Regions from separate parts of the Homo sapiens genome. Here region 1 is linked to region 2. A link is an interaction called in ENCODE POLR2A ChIA-PET data of the cell type or tissue named here. Cell type or tissue: GM12878. All regions are shown on one strand. Each heading gives the region's core, and the rest is flanking DNA. Links, peaks and the distances in the headings are about the cores only.

Region 1 (10,137 bases), core at 3,851-6,350, 110 kb before region 2:
CAGTGCTGAATGAGTCAGCACCCAGTTCCTCCTACCCATTCCCTTCTATACCAGCTGGTAGGCTCCCATTTTATATTTCCCATCGCAATGCATGAGAGATCTAGTTTCTCTGCATCCCTACTAGCATTTTGTATTGTCATTATTTTTAATTTTAGATGTTTAAATAGGTGTGTAGTGCCAGGTATCTTTTAATTATTGATTTCTAATTTATTACTATTTGGTCAGAAGATACACTGTATTAGATTTTAATTTTTTGTTTTTGTTGTTCAGAGAGGGTCTCATTCTGTTGCCCAGGCTGAGTGCAATGGTACAATCATGGCCTCAGACTTCCAAGTAGCTGGTACTACAGGCATGTGCCACTGTGACCAGATAATTTTGGTATTTTTTGTGGAGATGGGATCTTGTTATATTCTTCAGGCTGGTCTCGAACTCCTGGACTCAAGCAATCCTCCTACTTCAGCCTCCTAAAGTACTGGGATTACAGATGTGAGCTACCATGCCCAGCCAGATTTTAATTTTTAACAGTTATTAAAACGTCTTTCATTGCCCAGCATATAATCCATCTTAATGAATGTTTTATGTGGGTTCAAATACAAACAAATGCGTATTCTACATTTGTGGTAACATTTTATAAAATCAGTTGAGTCAAGTTGGTTGACAGTGTTGCTCAAATATAATATATCTCTATTGGTTTTTTGCCTATTTGTCCTATCAATTACTGAGACAAGAGTCTTAAAAATCACTCCAACTATGATTGTAGATTTGTCCATTTCTTTCTTTTCTTTTCTGTTTTCTTTCTATTTTTTTTTTTAAGATGGGATCTCACTCTGTCACCCAGCCTGGGGTGCAGTGGTGCAATCATAGCTCACCATAACTTCAAACTCGTAGGCTCAAGCGATCCTCCCACATCAGACTCCCAGGTAGTTGGGACTACAGGCATGTACCACTATTCACAGCTAATTGTTTTTTTTTTTTTTTTTATGTTTTGTAGAGACAGAGTCTCACTGTTTTGCACAGGCTGGTCTTGAACTCCTAGCCTCAAGTGGGATTCTCCCACCTCAGCCTCCCAAGGTACTGGGATTAGAGTGTGAGCCACCATACCCAGTCAATTTGTCTGTTTCTGTCAAATTTTGCTTTTGCATTTTGGGACTCCATTCTTTTTTTTTTTTTTTTTTTTTTTTTTTGAGACGGAATTTTGGTTTTGTTGCCCCAGCTGGAGTACAATGGCATGATCTTGGCTCACGGCAACCTCCACCTCCCAGGTTCAAGTGATTCTCCTGCCTCAGCCTCCTGAGTAGCTGGGATTACAGGCATGCGCCACCACACCTGGCTAATTTTGTATTTGTAGTAGAGACAGGGTTGCTCCATGTTGTTCAGGCCGGTCTTGAACTCCCGACCTCAGGTGATCCACCCACCTCAGCATCTTAAAGTGCTGGGATTACAGGCATGAGCCACCGCACCCGGCTGGAAGTCCGTTCGTAATTGCATACACACTTAGTATTGATAGATCCTTTTGATGAGTTTCTCTTTTATCATTAATACTTTTCCTCTTTATCTCTAGTAATATAATTATTCTGAAGCCTATCTTAATATTAATATAACCACACCTGCTTTTTTATACTTAATGTTTGTGTGGTATATTTTTTCTACCCTTGTGCTTTCAAACTATGACTTTTTATATTGTATTTATTTTATTCTGTTTTTTAGAGACAGGGTCTCACTCTGTTGCCCAGGCTGGAGTGCAGTGGTGAGATCACAGCTCACTGTAACCTTGAACTTCTGGGTTCAAGCAATCCTCCTGCCTCAGCCTCACAAGTAGCTGGAACTTCAGGCGTGTCTCACCACAGCCCTGAAATGGGGTCTTGCTGTGTTGCCCAGGATGGTCTCAAACTCCTGGCCTCAAGCAGTTCTCCTGCCTTGGCCTCAAAGTGCTGGAATTACAGGCGTGAGCCACTGTACCTAGCCTTAAACTATGTCCTTATAATTTTGTATTTGTCAAGATCATATTGTTGGATCTTACTTTTATATTAATCTGACAATCTCTGCCTTTTAAGTGTTTAATATGTTTATATTTGATATAATTACTAATCTGAGTTAATTCTCCCATATTGGTATTATTTTCTACTTATGCCTTTTATTCTTTGTTTCTGCTTCTACTTTCTTGCCTCATTTTTGGTATACTGCATTCTTTTTAATTAATTTTTTTTTTGAAATGGGGTCGTACTATGTTGCCCAGGCTGGTCTTGAACTCCTGGCCTCAAGTGATACTCCCATGTCAGCCTCCCAAAGTCTTGGGATTACAGGCATGAGCCACTGTGCCCAGCCCATATTGCATTTTTATTTTTATTTATGTATTTTTTGTTTTGAGATGGTGTCTCACTCTATTGCCTAGGCTGGAGTGCAGTGGCACGGTCTCTGCTCAATGCAACCTCTGCGTCATGGTTTCAAGCAATTCACATGCCTCAGCCTCCCCCGTAGCTGGGATTACAGGTGTGTGCCACCACACCCAGCTAATTTTTCCTATTTGTGGTAGAGTTGGAGTTTCACTGTGTTGGCCAGGCTGGTCTCAAACTCCTGGCCTCAAGTGATCCACCCACCTCAGCCTCCCAAAGTGCTGGGATTACAGGCATGAGCCACAACACCTAGCCCCTTTTTGCATTTTTTAATCATTCCATTTTATCTCTTGTTTTTAGCTGTATTTCTCGTGGTGTATTTTTAGTGGCTGTTCTAGAGCAGTGGTTCTTAAACTTTACATACATTAGAAACACCTAGTGCTTTTATTAAAACATAGATTTCTGGGCCGTACTCCTAGAGCTCCTTATCTAGTAGGTCTGTGATATTGCTCAAAAATATTCATTTCTAGTAAGTTTTCAGATGATGCTGGTGGTATAAGTCTGGGAACTACATTTTGAGAACCACTATTCTAGAAATTATTCTCTGCATTTACCTTCAAATAGTATACTAAAAAAAATTATTATACAACTTCACAGATAGTGCAAGAACTTTACAACAGTATAATTCTATTTCTTCCCCCACCAACATTTTGTGCTCTTATTATCTGACATTTTACTCTTTATTCCCAAATATGTAATAAACCTCACAATATATTGGTTTTTTGCTTTAAACAATCAATTATCTTTTCAAATATTATATACACACACATACACAAATAGATATATAAATATTTCTTTGTAAAAGACCTTTAACATAGTTTTTTTGTTTTTTTGTTTTTTTTTTTTTTTTTGAGACAGAGTTTAGCTCTTGTCACCCAGGCTGGAGTGCACTGGCGCGATCTCAGCTCACCACAACCTCTGCCTCCCGGGTTCAAGCAATTCTTTTGCCTCAGCCTCCTGAGTAGCTGGGATTACAGGCATGCACCACCACACCCGGCTAATTTTTCTATTTTTAGTAGAGACAGGGTTTCTCCATGCTGGTCAGGCTGGTCTTGAAATCCCGTCCTCAGGTGATCCACCTGCCTCAGCCTACCAAAGTGCTGGGATTACAGGCGTGAGCCACCACACCTGGCCTTTTTTTTTTTTTTTTTTTCTCTTTGAGATGGAGTCTGTCTGTCACCCAGGCTGGAGTGCAGTGGCATGATCTCGGCTCACTGCAAACTCCGCCTCCTGGGTTTAAGCCATTCTCATGCCTCAGCCTCCTGGGTAGCTGGGATTACATGTGCACACCATGATGCCCAGCTAATTTTTATATTTTCAGTAGAGATGAGGTTTCACCATGTTGGCCAGGCTGGTCTCTAAGTCCTGACCTCAAGTGATCCACCTGCCTTGGCCTCCCAAAATGCTGGGATTACAGGCGTGAGCCACCACACCTGGCTGTATCCATTTTTTAAAACGTTTTCTGGGAGTCTTAAATTCTTCCTACAGATCTGAGTTTCCTTCTGCTATCTTTTCTGTTCAGTCAGAAAAACTTATGCCAGCTTTTCTTGTAGCATGGGTCCAATGGAGATGAATCTTCCCAATTTTTACCTGTCTGAAAATGACTTTATTTCACCTTTTTTTTTTTTTTTTTTTTTTTGAGACAGAGTCTCGCTCTGTTGCCCGGGCTGGAGTGCAGTGGTGCAGTCTCAGCTCACTGCAACCTCCACCTACCAGGTTCAAGCGATTCTCCTGCCTCAGCCTCCTGAGTAGCTGGGATTACAGGCACCTGCCATCATGCCCAGCTAATTTTTTGTATTTGTAGTAGAGACGGAGTTTCACCATGTTGGCCAGGCTGGTCTCAAACTCCTGACCTCGTGATCCGCCTGCCTCGGCCTCCCAAAGTGCTGGGATTACAGCTTTGAGCCACCGTGCCTGGCCTTCACCTTCATTTTTAAAGTATCTTTTCACTGGCTATAGAATTCTAGTTTGACAGTGTTTTTCTTTTAGCACTTTAAAGATGTTCTATTGTCTTCTGGCCTCCATCGATTCTAGTGAAAAGTCATCTGTTATTTCTATCATTATTCCCTTATATTTATGTATTTTTCCCCCCTTTGATTGCTTTTCAGATTTACCACTTACCGCTGCTTTTCAGCAGTTTGGCTGTGATTTGTTTAGGTGCTGCTTTTTCCTTATTTATTCTCCTTGTGGGTGCGTTAAGGTTCTTGGTTCTCCTCCCACCCCCAACTCTCCCCTGACACACAACGTGGATGTGGAACTTCTTGATTCTATGAGTTGAGATCTTCAATCAATTTTGGTAAGTCTTGACCAATAAAGCTTTAATGATTTCTTCTGCCATGCTGTCCCTGTTCTCTTATTTTTGGGATTCCATTTGCACATATGTTGGGTTGTTTGAAATTAACCCAAATACTGTCAGATGCTCAGTTTCCTCTGCTGTTGAGTCTGCTACTAAGCTGCTACTAATGAATTTATTTTTGATATTGTGTTTTTCATTTTTAGCATTTCCATATGGTTCTTTTTTTCTAGTTTCCACCACTTTTTTGAAATTCCCCATCTCTTCATGAATGTTGTCCTCTTTTCCATGAGGTCCTTTAACATTTTTATATTATAGATGTTTTTTATTTTAATATCTCAGTCTGATAATTTTAACTTTTAAGCTAGCTCTGGATCTGATTCTATTGATTATTTTCTATCTTAACCATGAGACCTATTTTCTTGCTTTTTCACAGACCTTGAAATTTTTTATTGCACACTGAATACTTTGAAATAAAAGTAGAATGAATACAAAATAAATAATATTTACCTCCAAAAAAAAGAAAAGAGCAAGCCCCTTCTGCAAGGAGCTGAGTCTATCTGATCTGTAATTGATCTGGGTCTGGGCATTGTTGTAGCTTTAGTTTAATTCCGTTCACAACTGTTCTCAATGTTTTGAGGGTGGGATTAGGACTTTGTCTTCAGCAGAACTGGGTATCTGAGCACTGGTGAGATTCTTGAGATCGGCTTTTATTTCAAAAGTGAGCTGACAGACTTCAGAACTGTGGGGGATCGCAGCCTGCTTTACAGCCCAGCTGATAGCTTTTTGATTTCTCGTTGCCCTTTGCTTCCCTGCTTTCTGTACCTCTGGAGAAGTCTCTCAGCCCTTTGGCTCCTCACTGGCTCTAGAAACTTTCTAGACTCTATGAAGGCCCAAAACACCTCAAGGAGTTTCCCCTAGCCATTTTTTTCTTCCCCCAGCTTTGGTGAACTATTCCCAGCATGATGTGAAGACTCTCGGGAAAGAGGAGGCAGGCAGGTGCAGACTCCCTCTGTGGCTGGGGCTCCTCCGCCCACAGGCAGCCATTCCAAGCTTGTTAAAATTGCAGCTGAGTTCTCATCCCTGCTGTTCACAGACTCGTCTTCCTTCTGCCATTCCCCCAGAGGTGACAATGACCATGAGTCTCTCCTTTCATATGTGGAGCTTGTCACTTGCTTGAGTTTGGTTCATTTAGGTTTCTTTGCTCCCTCAGTTCTCTGATGGGTTTTAAAAATCAAAGATTATTTTGAGCTTACCTGTCTTGTTTTGGTTGATAAGGTACAAATAGTCTCACGTAACCCTGTACATCTGGTAGAAATCCCCCAGATAACTGCCTCTTACTAGCAATGAAAAGGTATGTAGGAATCAGAAGAAAGCAATCAATCACATAGGAATTGAAAACTTTAAAGCCGAAGCCAGTGCAGAGATTAAAAAAAAATAGACGCTGGTAAAGGTTTGCATCGTAGTCTATCAAACAAATGCCGAGGTGCTAATCACACACACACACACACACACACACACACACACACGCACTCGCCCAAAGACTAAGGCAAAGAAGAGATGATCTGTGCACCTTGCAAGTGACATTTATTTTCTGAGATTGGATAGAATGCATAGTGCACTAAAATGTGTTGTGTTTTATTTGGGTGATTGCCTACTTCCTACTCTGTCTCTTAGGGTAGTGAGTCTCACATTTTACTCTGCATCTGAATCACCTGGGCATCTTGTTAAAATTCAAATTCTCTCTTAGTAGGCCTGGGGTTGGGCTCGAGATTCTATATACATTTCTAACAATTAGATAATCCTAATGGTATATGACCAGCACGGTCCTAGAGTATATACACCTTTATTTTTAGGTGGGTCATAGCAATGAAACTTAATCATTTGTGCTAAGGTGAGTTTACAGTATAAAGGAAACAGGAAATATTTAAAAACTGAATTAACTAAATAAAATCAACAATCTGAAAACTCCCAAGAAGTAGCCAGAATGTGGCTTATAGTCATGCAAGGTGCAGAGAAAAGTGACATTTCAGTGTTGAGGAAATCCAGTGAGAGGCAGACCTATAATTCATCAAGCTGGCTTCTCTGGGGGTGGTTTAGTTTTTCTTGAAGTGGGTAGCTGCCATTCTGGGAGCTGGGGCTGAAACGGGTATTCATTGCCATTCAGAACCAGGCCTTTGACAGCTCTGCTGTCTCACATCTGCTGAGGGCATCAAGCACCGGTTCAGTAGGGAAAGAAGGATGGGGAAAGGCTGTGGGGAGAGAGGTTGGGTAACATTAGGGAGATGCCAAGAATCTGGCTATTCAAGACAGTGTTCACAGCACCAACAATTGCAGAAAACATTCATTGAGTGGTTGTAAATTAGCACTTGAATCCCACTATCCTCTTTTTCAACTGCCAAATTTGTTTGTTTTTCACCAGAAGAGACTTAGTGATTGGAATTTTGTAATTGTGATATTAGCTATTGGTCCTGCATTCATCACAGAACTAATTAATGCACCCATAGAAGAGAAAATAAATTCCCCATCATTTTCTGGGCTTAGCAAGGCAGTACAAATTTCCAACAGATGTGAGTAGGGCACAGGCCACCTTGTTAGGAAGAAAGCAAGGGAAATGATTATAAATCCACTAAAGGTAAAGATTTAATTTAATAAAACTTTACCACTCAAAGAAACACAGAGGGAAGTAGTCTAAAGTTTTAGTGACATTTAATTAAAGAAAATTTAAAAGATTGAATTCATTTATTTAATCAAAAACATTTACTGAGGGGTTTCTATCTACCAAACACATGCTGTATGAAAAAAAATTTCATGATTGTTCTCTCATGGAGCTTGCAATGTTATTACTTTGAAGCATGTGAGGAACTTGAACTAGGCTAACAGATTATTGTATGCTATTCCCGTAGGGCAACTGTTTAATGACTAGACAGGAATTCTTCAAAATTATCATGTTCTCTGCATACAAACAAGGACATCTTAACTGGAAAATAATGTGTTCTTTTAAGTACTTAGACCAAGTTTATTCAGTCATTATCGGCACTGTTAGTTTTCTTTTCTTTCTCTCTCTCTCTTTTCTTTTCTTTTTTTTTTGAGACAGAGTCTCACTCTGTTGCCCAGGCTGGAGTGCAGTGGTGCGATCACGGCTCACTGCAACCTCTGCCTCCTGGGTTTAAGTGATTCTTGTGCCTCAGCCTCCAGAGTAGCTCAGATTACAGGTGCATGCTACCACGCCCAGCTAATTTTTGTATTTTTAGTAGAGACAGGGTTTCACCATGTCGGCCATGCTGGTCTCAAACTCCTGACCTCAAGTGATTGGCCCACCTCGGCCTCCCAAAGTGCTGGGATTACAGGTGTGAACCACTGCACCCAGCCACTATTAGTTTTCTTGAGCAGCGCTCCTTTCTTACTTAAAGCCTTAGTTTGCTCAGCTGTAAAATGGGGCAACAATGGTATCTACCTCCTAGCATCATTGTATCAGATTAAATTATTTGGTTAAATTATTTATTACAGTGCATAGCATATGGTGATGGCTTAATTAAGGTTAGTTAATAATATTTGTTTTTATTGGTAGAATGCCAGTAATTGCTTAGCATACCTGAGTATATAGTCACATAGATGTAATTTGGCTACCAGTAGCACAACCAGAATTTTCTCTGTAGAATGTGCTGAAGGTGAACTAAGGTTCTAAGACTGAATGGTTCTTGTTGAGTGTTCTTTGGCACTAGCAGCAAAGAAACGACTCAGGAGTCCTGAACTTTTTATCCAGAAAAAGGCAAAAATTGACCTTCCCTAACATGAAGTTGCTCAGAATAACCAATATCTTTTTTTTAACAAACAAAGAAAATTTAAATTTTAGCTTTTACCGTAAAAAGGAATGAATGGATGGGATTGGAGAGTATTATTCTAGGTGAAGTAACTCAGGAATGGAAAAGCAAATATTGTATGTTCTCACTCATAAGTGGGAGCTAAGCTATGAGGATGCAAAGGCATAAGAATGACACAATGGACTTTGAGGACTCTGGGGGAAAAGCTGGGAAGAGGGTGAGGGATAAAAGACTATAAATTGGGTTCAATGTATACTGCTCAGGTGAGGGGTGCACCAAAATCTCACAGATCACCACTAAAGAACTTACTCATGTAACCAAATACCACTTGTTCCCCAAAAACCTATGGAAAGAAAAAATTTTTAAACAAACAAACAAACCAGCTATGCCCTGACCACCTTGGGCACATGTCCTCTGGAGATGTTCAGAACTTTGTGGATTTGTCTACATGGTGTTAAAACTTTTGAACAATTCAAACAACTGGCCAGTACTTTTTTTTTTTTTAAGCTATTTAATAGATAAGCCTGGTTGGTTAAGACTTATGAACTCATGGCCAGCTGTGCACATGAACTTTGCCTGGAGGTATCTTTCAGTACAGTTTAGAATAATAAGGATTTGTGATAAGAGTACCAAAGAAAAATAGACAAGTTGTATTTAATAAAGCTCCATGTCATTTAATAAAGCTCCATGTCACAATGGCTTCGCAAATATAGTGTGAACTCCTGGTGAATGGATACTTAAAAAAATTATCCAGAACCACTCAGATTACAAAATGTAACTCTTGATTACTACAGGAGATTGTATATTCATTCAGTCATTCATTCAACAAAGACTGAAGTGCCGTATTGGTTAGCTCCAGGTGCCATAGCAAAATGCCATAGACAGCATGGCTTAAACAAAAGGAATTTATTTTCTCACTGGAGGCTGGAAGTCGAGATCAGGGCACCAGCATGGTCGGGTTCTGGTGTGGGTTGTCTTCCTGGCTTGCAGTCAGCTGCCTTCTCCTTGTGTCCTCACAAGCAGAAGAGCACTCTGGTGTCTCTTCTTATAAAGACACTAATGCCATCATGAGGGTCCCTCCCTCCCGACTTCCCCTAAACCTAATCACCTCCCAAACGTCCCATCTCCAAACACCATCACATCAGGTGTTGGGCCTTCAACATTAGAATTTGTGGGAGGACACAATTTAATCCATAGCAAATGCCTTCCTGCACTTGGCATTGTGAACCGGAGAAATAAATCCAATCTCTATGCTTCTAGAGGGGAGAAACAGACAACACATGAATAAACAAATAAATAAAATCAATTAATTTCTGAACATGATGGCTGTCATGAGGGAAATAAACGAGGTAGTGAGATAGAAAATAATGGGGCAGGAGGTGAGGAGGCCACAAGGCCCTTCTGATGATGGAACATTTAGGCTGAGACCCAAGGAATGATAAGGAGCGAGCCAGAAAAGCCAGGACAGGGGCATTCTGGGAGGAAGGACAGCAAGGACAAAGGTGCTGAGGTGGGAGGGGGCTTGGCATGTTCTCAGACCAGATACAAGGCCAGTGTGATTTGAGGGTCTTGATTGTACGGCAAGGGACACAGACAAGATTGTACTGGTAGCTAAGGGCTGGATTAT
Region 2 (10,137 bases), core at 4,339-6,838:
AGGCAACTGATTATTTTTATTTAAATCAGGAGCACAAATCATTTTAAGTTTCACTGCCAGTGCTACCTTGCTCTCTAGTGAGCAGGTTTTTGACCCTTGCCCTCCTGCCCAACTCTGTGAAATACTTAGTTGAAAAAGTGTGCACACTGAATGTGCTAAAAAGGGTAAAAGTACCGTGAGTCAACCCAAACATTAGCAGTCCTGGGTGTGTGGGCTGTGGGCCACCTGCACACCATCGCCATTGTATGTTTGCACCACCATTTGTTTATTCATTTACTAGCTGATGGACATTTGGTTTGTTTCCAGTTTGAGGTGATATCAATAAAGGTGTTTATAATTTGCATACAGGTTTTTGTATAGACATATATTTTCATTTCTTTTGGATTAATACGTGGTAGTAGGATTTCTGGATTTTTTAGTAGGTGTGTTTATTTTTTTTTAACTTCAGTTGTTTTTCAAATTGGTTGTACTGTACTCTACCCATAAGTATGAGAATTTATATTAGTCCATTCTCACACTACCATAAAAAAATGCCTGAGACTGGGTACTTTATAGAAAAAAAGGTTTAATTGGCTCACGGTTCTGCAGTCTGTACAGGAAGCATGGTGTCATCTGCTCTGCTTCTGGGCCTCGAAGCCTCAGGAAACTTAGTCATGGCGGAAGGAAAACAGCGGGCCAGCACTTCAAATGGCTGGAGTAGAAGGAAGAGAGGGTGCAGGAGGTGCTACACACTTTTAAACAACCAGATCTCATGAGAACTCACTCACTATACAGTATCAAGGAGAGATGGTGCTAAACCGTTCATGAGAACTCTGCCCCCAGGATCCAGTCACCTCCCACCAGGTCCCACCTTCAACAACAGGGATTACAGTTCTACATGAGATTTAGGTGGGGACACAGATCCAAAGCATGTCAGAGTTTCGGTTTAAAATCCTATGGAATGGTACAAAAAGAGCTATGAAAGACTTCCATCCACCCCTAAGTCCTTTGGCCCATTGTGAAATTTCTAGTATTAGCAGAAATACTAAAATTTGTTAAATCTGGTTGGGAGACTCTAACTCAAGTGATTTACATATGGTTTATGTATAGATGAACCATAATTTGTTATTCAAAATGGCCATAATTTCTTTAGGCTACTTAAATGTGCTCTGTCTCTTCAGGTGTAATGAGAACTGCCATAATACTACCTGAATTGTTGAGGGATTATCTTTTAGCATTGTTAGATAAGGGAGTTGGGTGGAGAGAGGAGTATGAAAGTATATGTGGGTCTGAATTTGCACGTTCGTAGAGACCATGCTAAATCACAGCTTTGTTATAAGAGTTGAAAGAGGGAGGAAGAGAGAGATTGGGATCCCCTGGTTAGAGGGAGCAAATTGGAGAATGTTGTGAAGCAGGGTTACCGGAGCCAGAGGCATTATGATTAATGGTTAGTTTATAGGATTGAATGGTCAGTTAGCAACAAAAAGAGTAGTGACTGCCTGATGTTCAGTTCTATATGCACCTTCTTTTTGGGCCACTGCTAGATATTCGTTCCTTAATGAAAGACTCCTCCTTGCCCTTGGCTCCAAAACAAGCAGATTAAGTGAAGTTTCAAAAATAATCTTTTTTTTACCCCTCAAAGGCATTGACCCTCTTTGTTTGGGAGGAATTGTGCTAGGTACTAACAAAACAGAAATGAACTAGTTGCAGCTTTTGCCTTTAAGAACTCTGACTTTTCTTTGCATCTCTTAGAACTCTGATACCTTACACATCTCCCCCAGGCAAGGTGGGCAGGTAGAGGTGCAGACACAGGAACATAGCTGGATGGCACCTCACATAGTGAAGCACTGGGATACTGAGGAATATACATGAGGTCAGATGATCTGGCTTTTGAATCCCAGGTCTGATGTTCTGGTTTGGTCAAATCACTTCAACTTTCTTTTTTTTTTTTTTTTTTTTTTTTTGAGATGGAGTTTTGCTCTTGTTGCCTAGGCTGGAGTGCAATGGCATGATCTTGGCTCACCGTAACCTCCGTCCCCTGGGTTCAAGCGATTCTCCTGCCTCAGCCTCACGAGTAGCTGGAATTACAGGCACATAATCCTGTAATCCTGGCTAATTTTGTATTTTTAGTAGAGACAGGGTTTCTCCATGTTGGTCAGGCTGGTCTCGAACTCCTAACCTCAGGTGATCCACCCACCTCGGCCTCCCAAAGTGCTGGGATTATAGGCGTAAGCCATTGCGCCCAGCCCAAATCACTTCAACTTTCTAAAGACATTTCTTGTTCCGTAAAATAGGGATGTATCAGAAAAAAATGCTATTTTAGCAGCCAGTTTGCCCTGCAAGTGGAAGCTAAGGATGACAGAATTATAGCCTTTTTTTTTTGGCCAAGGTAAAGGCCTAATCTAGAGAGGAATGACTGGGAACTGAGGGCTACAATTGCTCTGCATAGTAAAGAAACAAGAATTTTTGGTTTTCACTTGAGGCTGGAAGGAAGGTTTTTTTTGTTGTTGTTGGTTTGTTTTGCTTTTGTTTGTTTAGGCAAGTGGGAAAGAAAAAGTAGATGCCTGCCTGCCAACAGGCTGAGAAGAGAAGTTGCTCCTCCCATGAGTGAAAAGGAAGGGGGAGGGAGCTTTGATGACTGATTCTCAATTTTTAATTGTTTCCTATTCCTTATTGTAATCTTCTTCCACTAAAGATCTGCTCTTCACAAAGCCCAGATGATAGTGGTGCTTTGGGGACAGGTAGGAGAGAGAGCTGTGTCCACACCAGTGAAATAAAGAGAGGGGAGATGATGAGAAGGAACAGATAATTGGGTTGGAATCAGGATTTGGGATGAAACAGTGACAAGGGATCATGAAGAAGGTGTAAACACCCTCCTTAGAATGGTTACTTGCTGAACTTGGGTCTGCCCACCCAGAGCAGCAAAGCCACACACTGACATCGGGATTGCAGGGAGAGAAAGTGGGGCATTTGTTGCAGGGCACCAGGCAAGGAGGATCAGGGAGGTCATGCTTAAGACCTGAACTCCCAGATGGCTTACACAGGTAAGGCTTTTTAAAGGCAGCGTGGCAGAGGTTACAGGCAAAGTCATAAATCAATACATGAGGCTACATATTGGTTTAACCTAAAAAGGTGGGATATCTCAAAGTGGAGTAGGAGTGGAAGGGTACAGCCCATAGATCATAGGTGGATTCAGAGATATTTTCTAATGTGCAATTGTTTAAGGAGGTGAAGCTTTGTAGAAAAATTTGAGGTCAGCAGAAAAGAATGTTAGCTCTGGCCTGTGGGCAATAACTTCCTCCAGGCCCTTCAAGAAGAAATTTAGAACAAAGAACAGTGGTCAGAGTTCCATCCTCCGTTCCCCCTTATCTGAGATTTGCCTGCCAGCTGACAGCATTTTTCCTTTGGTAGTGGTCTGGGTTTTTAAAAAACAACTCAAGGACATACGTTAAGATACTATCTATAGTTTCTTTAGGGAACCAAACATCTCATGACTTCCTTGGCTATTGTTTTAGGCTACTATTACCTTATTTTATTTTATTTTATTTTATTATTTTATTTTATTTTATTTTATTTATTTTATTTTATGTTATTTTATTTTAGAGACAGTGTCTCACTCTATTGCCCAGGTTGGAGTGCAGTGGTGTGATCTTGGCTCACTGCAGCCTTGACCTCCCTGGGATCAGGAGATCCTCCTACTTCAGCCTCCTGAATAGCTGGGACTATGGGTGTGTGCCACCACGCCTGGCTAATTTTTGTATTTTTTGTAGAGATGGGGTTTTGCCATGTTGCCCAGGCTGGTCTTGAACTCCTGGGCTCAAGCAGTCTACCTGCCTCAGCCTCCCAAATCATGAGCCACTGCGCTGAGGCTGCTATTATATTACTTTATTGCTCAACAAGTTGCTTATTCACTTCTCAGGGCTAGCTAGGTGCCTGGAATTGCCCTTGAAGGAATGCAAGATTTTCCTTTATTTTCATGCTCGGGTTGCAGAGGGGCTCACGGGCCCCCAAGGTGGGGTCTCTGCTCCTTCTCAGGATCCTTCTCAGAAAGAAATTATTAAAGAGGCTCTGGGTCTTCTATAGGTAGTGAGATGTAGAATTTGTATTTGAATGTTAAATTAAAGATAGTACAACTTGGGACCATTCAGACTTCAGAGATAATATCTACTTGACAAGACTGGGAGGTTTAAATGAGAATGTAAGTGAAGGCATTTCAGAAACTAAGGAAATATATTGTCATTCCCAAGATAAAACATTTTTTCTGTAGAGATTTATTTTATTTATTTATTTAGAGATGGAATCTCACTCTGTTGCCTAGGCAGGAGCACAGGGGCACAATCTTGGCTCACTGCAATCTCCGCCTCCCGAGTTCAAGTGATTCTCCTGTCTCAGCCTCCTGAGTAGCTGGGACTAAAGGCATGCGCCACCACACCTGGCTAATTTTTGTATTTTTAGTAGAGACAGAGTTTCGTCATGTTAGCCAGGCTGGTCTCGAACTCCTGATCTCAGGTGATCCATCCACTTTGGCCTCCCAAAGTGTTGAGATTACAGGCGTGAGCCATTGTGCCTGGCCCAAGATTTATTTTAAGAAAAGAAGTCAGATTTGAATCCAGCACTGCTAAAAAATATGAGGATAGTTATCTGGAAGTCATAAGCTGTATGAGAGGTTTCTTTATGAATTTATTCAGTTCAAACTGATAGTTAAAACGTACTTTGGATAGAAAGATAAAAGTTTTTAAAATGACTGGATGTGGCCCAAATATGTCATGTTAAGACATGTAGATTTAGGATCCCGCAGTAATAACATCAGACCCATTTAGTGGGAACAGAAAGAAGCTTTTGGTCATGCAATAGTTAGCTGAGATTGTGGATAGGTATGAAAAAAAGGAAATGGTCATGTTGCAAAGGAATGGGAAGTAACGTATCAGGTATATGCCAGACTCTTGGTATAGATTATCTTTCTTGATGCCCATTACTGCCCAAAGAAGTACGTGGTAGCATCTCTACTCTTGAGAAGGGGGGAACTGCACATTAAAATCATTAGTAACTTGCTCCAAGTTATAACATTTCAGTGACAGAAATGGTATTAGAATTCTTATCCACTTTAAGGCCCATGTTCTTTCCATTCCACCATGTTGCCATGTGGACTCTGACATAGACCTAGCACCTAAGCCTTGTGTGGTTCAGGTCTCCTTGTCCCAGTTTTATACCAAACCTTAATTGTTTTTCTGCAGAGAACTTTTACAAAAAGCTTCTTACAAGACTTTATGAGATACCATAGGTGATAAGTATGTGACTTATGCTCAGGAGTAAATAGGTGAAATTCCTGGATTGTCTGAAGTTCCATTTACCTGGGACCAACCATGTATTGTGAGGTCATTATAAATGTGCTGGCAAACTCTTTCCGTTAGTGGTTCTTGCGTACAGTGTGCACTTCTTATGTTGTTGGACTCTTTGTGTTGTTGTTCAGAATTCACCTTAGGGGTTTTCTCAAACTCTGCATTCTTATTCTATAGTGGTTTTTGGCTTTCTTTTTTCTCTCCAAGCTGGGTGGATGATGCAGTTTCGCTTCTAGGTGTTAGGATTCTCTTTCACACTGGTTTGTCATGACCTTAAAGTATTTTAAGATGTTCCTTTGGTAATTTTTTTTTTAATGTCTTGCCCTAGTAAGCTAGAGATTTGTTTTACCAAATGAGTTTAAAATACCAGCAGCTGGAGACTCCATAGCATTGTCTGAGTTGACCAAATGTAAACACCCACCAGTGATCTACCTTTTTATTTTCTTGATTTTGGTAGACTTTTTTGGTTCCAGACCTGAAGGCTTGTTATGCTTCTGAATTGGCCTCTAGGTTGTAAGAGTTGCTTAATGTGGCATATGATACCAAAGATGGAAAAATGTGTATGATAATTATAATCATCTTATTATAAATTGCCATCATACTCTCTCCTGTCAGATGATTGATGAGGCCTAAACGTTGTTCTGAGCTGCAACCACCCACAAAAACCACACACACGGCGTTTTACTCAAAACTTTACTTCAACCACTACTTTGTGATGCAAAACTAGTGGAATTTTGGGTACTTTCTGTAAAATTGAAATCTTTATGGGGATTTTCCAACATTCTAGTTGATTGTTAAATTATTAGTGTAAGGAACAAGACCAAGGCAGAGTTTGCCAATGAACACTGACATCTGTGGTAGGAGAGGACACCAGTGTGCACCTGCACATGCTCCCTAGGAAGAAGCCACCTTGATTGGGCCGAGGACGGATTCTCCCTTTGAAAAATGCAGTTATATAAGAGCTATATACAAGAGATTTGTAGTTGTGAAAGATAAAGACTTCAGGAGCTCACTCACTCCTTATCTTTGCCACAAAGTTTTCGGTCTTGACAAAATATTCAGAGTCAATACTTTCTAATGTGTAGATCCATCATCTCATGAAAGAGATTTGAAAAGAAAAAACAAATCAATCTGTATTGTTCCACATGTAGGACAAAATAAAGTTCTGCATGAATGCTTTGTGTAAAGGGAGAACAGTTAAGGGAAACTGATTACTGATATCCCCACTCTGGAAGGGAGATAGCAAGTGGGAAGAGCTCTCTGTATTTTGCTTAGTCAGGAGATCTTTATTTATTCTGGAGCTGAGTCCTTGGACAAGTTACTTTACTTCTTTAGGGCTCAATTTCTTATCTTATTTAAAATAAGTTTCACTTCTGCTGTACAGTGTCTCAAGAGCCTTCAATAACAGTCCTTTGTTATTCTGTCTTATGTAAAGGTGACTTTTACTGTCATATAATTTGTCTTCTAACAAGCACGTATGTTATCAAAATCTGTAAAAAAAAAAAAAAAGTTTTGGCGAAAAAGTTTTGGCAAAAACCCAACTCTGCTTCTATAAGTATGTAGTTATGATTGTAACAGTTTGGAAGGAGTAAATTTCCCTCCCTGCCGCTCAAAAGTCAGGCTAAGGGTCTCATTATTAGCCTTAAAATAACTATCAGAAACTTTCAGGCCTTTGCCCATTAAGGCTTTATCCAAGCCGTCTATAGTAGGAGTATACAGAGATCTACAATTGAGTTTTTAACAGGTTATTTTCTTAATTTACTCTAGAGATCTTAGTAATTTCCCACTAGCACATGGCATGTCAATGCAGAACTTTGCAGTGAACTGTATGGGACTTGGGAGACAAACAGCTCTGTATAGTTTGCTGCTGCAAAGGCTGAGTTGTTGACTAGCGTCCATAGACAAAGGATGCTTGCTTTAGAATTTATATTAGGAAGTGCTCAGTGAAACGCAGTGAAAGAGCACATTTTACAGGAGCAAAATCAAGCAATTGATTTCCAGAAAGGGCAACCAAATAAAAAAAAATTGGCTGAATGAAGAACAATGAATAAGGAACATGAACTTGAAAGCAAACTAAGTGAATAGTATCAAATCTTTAAAGAATGACATTAAAGTCATATTTTGTATGTTGGGGGCAGGGTAAATACAGATAAATACAGCACTAGGAGAAAACTGAACAGGGTGGATGGAATATCATTTAGACCTTCAGGACGACAGCAAACAGAGTGGAAGCTTTACTTGTAGAGAGAAACAGGGTAATCACTACACAATTTTAGGGGCATGGAAAGGGTAAGATCCCACAAATGTTAGAGAAGTGGAATGGAATTTCCCAGACCCTTTAACAGATGGATTAGTTAGGGAAATTTGCAGATGCTTGAAACTTGAATTGGTGCTGTAGCAAACTGTTAATATTAAATAAAATGGCTTAATTAAGTAACATTGGCTTTCTCTCATGTTAGCGAGTACTACCATACTTTCACCCTGATAACACTAATTCTTCATCCGGGTAGGTAACTTTGAAGGTGACTTGGACCTTGATCTTAAAATAGAGGTGTTGGAAAGGCACAATGTGAAGGAAGCAGGCAGAATTACAATTACACATCAAAGGCCCCCGGAGTTTTCACTTCAAATTGTATGTTTCAATTCTACTAGCTTTAGTGTTCACACCCAAACGGCAAGGGTAGGATCTACTGCATGGAGGGAGGAGTGGCATTCCAATTTCGTTTATTTTCTGCTGAAGCTGGCACACTGAATGAAGATTTATATCTTAAGTGACAGGATTCAAATGGAACATGACAAACCTGTAAAAGCTGCAACTTGGCATGTCAATGCAGAACTTTCCAATGAACTGGATGGGACTTGGGAGACAAACCACACACACTGCCACATCTCGTTGGGCAGTGTGAGAGATCAAAGAGAAAGCCCAGGGGAAAAGCAAGTCCTTGCTAGCTAATGTGTGCATTGTGGGGGTTAGCATAGATTGCCATTTTGCTTACAGATAAAAGTAGGTATCTGTCTTAGGCTTGCCTTACGATGGAAAAATTTTGTGGAGACAGGCTGCACTGACTGGAAAAAATTAATTTGTTTTTAAGTTATCAAATTTATAAAGTAGAAGCATTAGTTACAAAACTAGCCATTTAACTGGAATTTAATCTTGACCTAGTTCCCAACATTGGGTGGTATTATTTACCAAAGCATAGAGAAAATTAGTGTCAAAAAAAGCAGCCAGGGCAAGCACTGATTTGAGGAGGGAACAGGTTTTACTACGTTTGGACAGGCAAGGTGGCTCTGTAAAAACATTTTACACTTTGCTGAAGGACCCTGACCACTGGGCATGAACTAAAACAAATTTCAGCTGTTCCCGATACTTCCACATGGCACACAGCAAATTAAAGATCCCCCAGTAAAAGCAGAAGAGACAGGAGATTTAGTAGGGCGCTCCCGACAGCCTGGCTGGCAGTCACTAATCCAGAAGAATGAATGAATGTTGTACTAAATACTCCCCAATGTTTGTTCTAATAATTCTCCTCAGAGCTGTCATAACAACAGCAAGTGTTTTTTTAAATAATCAGGTAAACATTTTCTGAATTAACCTGGTAATCAAACCGACTGTACTTCAAACTGATCCTAAAGAAAGTACATAAATGGAATAGCAGTTAAGTCACAAATGCCAAATGAAAGCCACCAACCAGTCACTGTATATTCTGCATCATTTATTAAATATTTTTATATATGCATTTACAAACTTTACTCATTTCAGAACTCTGCTTTCAATGCATTTTTAAACTGTTTTTTTTTTTTTTGCAGAGAGATTCTCTTGTAAAATGAGATCCATGTACAAAACTAGGCAACAGATATAAAAGTTTCCTTTCATATTTTTCATCCATCAAGAAAAGAAATCATGTGACAAGAAATAAAACCAAAATGTGGCTCTTTCAGAAGAATAACATGTCTGTGGTCAACTATGACTTCTAATGAGATAGTTCATATTTCATCTTTATATGGATGTATATAGTTTTAATACTTCTTAGCTACTGTAGCATGTTGGTTCAGATGAAGAAAAAATAAACTCTATTGTTTGGACTAGATAATCTAGAAACCATCAATTATGCATGTCTTTATAATGCGACATCAAAATTTACCCAGGAGATGACACTGATTGGCCAGCAGTATGCATTTATCCTGAACATTGCATAGAAAGTTCCCTTTAAAAAATTCATTATCTTCTTCACAAGCTAAAGTATGAGCCTCTAATTTGGCTCTCTTATTTAAAGAAATAGTTTAAATGATCAATTTAGAAGCTTAAAAGTATCTTTGAAACTAAAGTTGCTTTTCTTAAAATGAATGCTGATTTAACAGTTCATAGACTTGGAGCATTATCACTAGGAGACGGAGGCACTACTGCCACTAACGAGAAACAGCATCACCAGAGGATAATTACATGGTACAAAATGCCCAGGGGCCTGAAACTCACTATTAATATAATTTTGGCAGCAGCATCATTTGAAAGTTAACCATTTATTACATAGTATTAACACACCAGCTTCAAAGAAGTGCACTCCCTTTAGGACACTCGGGAGCTACAAATGTATTGTGATTGCATAATTCGTATTGCACAGTTTTATAAAAAACATAAATACTGGCTATTCTAGTTTTAAATACAAAATACATGTCATATACTTTTAAATCTATAATCTGGTTCAAGTGCAAATCAGGTGCTTTCTGTTAGTCCTTCCAAAAAAGGCATTTTTAATATTTTTGGCACAAATGAAATGTCATCATGCCAACAATTCTAATTACAATACATATATCCAAACCT

The links. ChIA-PET counts read pairs that join two places held together with the same protein. Peaks named below come from ENCODE experiments on the same cell type or tissue, not always from the same donor. Only the 100,000 strongest peaks of a DNase experiment are listed, where the experiment ranks them.
Region 1: POLR2A ChIA-PET joins it to region 2 with 5 read pairs; 4 of 35 experiments call an interaction of 5 or more read pairs at or near these places.

What each region holds. Positions count from the first base shown.
Region 1 is chr3:4,953,750-4,963,886 of GRCh38, reverse strand. All of the region lies in intron 1 of BHLHE40-AS1 (BHLHE40 antisense RNA 1), which reads left to right. Among named protein-coding and RNA genes, the nearest start is that of BHLHE40, 21 kb to the left of the region's middle. In GM12878, for the core only: no CTCF peak of the experiment used is centred there; no DNase peak of the experiment used is centred there.
Region 2 is chr3:4,846,380-4,856,516 of GRCh38, reverse strand. The region is part of intron 2 of LOC124906209 (a long non-coding RNA gene); the gene reads left to right. ITPR1 (inositol 1,4,5-trisphosphate receptor type 1) reads right to left here. Exons shown (of 62, transcript NM_001378452.1): 62 at 9,011-10,137. Among named protein-coding and RNA genes, the nearest start is that of EGOT, 100 kb to the right of the region's middle. RefSeq lists enhancers at 5,126-5,205, 5,566-5,625, 6,026-6,145. In GM12878, for the core only: no CTCF peak of the experiment used is centred there; DNase peaks (open chromatin) are centred at 5,496 and 6,046; H3K4me3 peaks cover 615 bases; H3K27ac peaks cover 2,236 bases.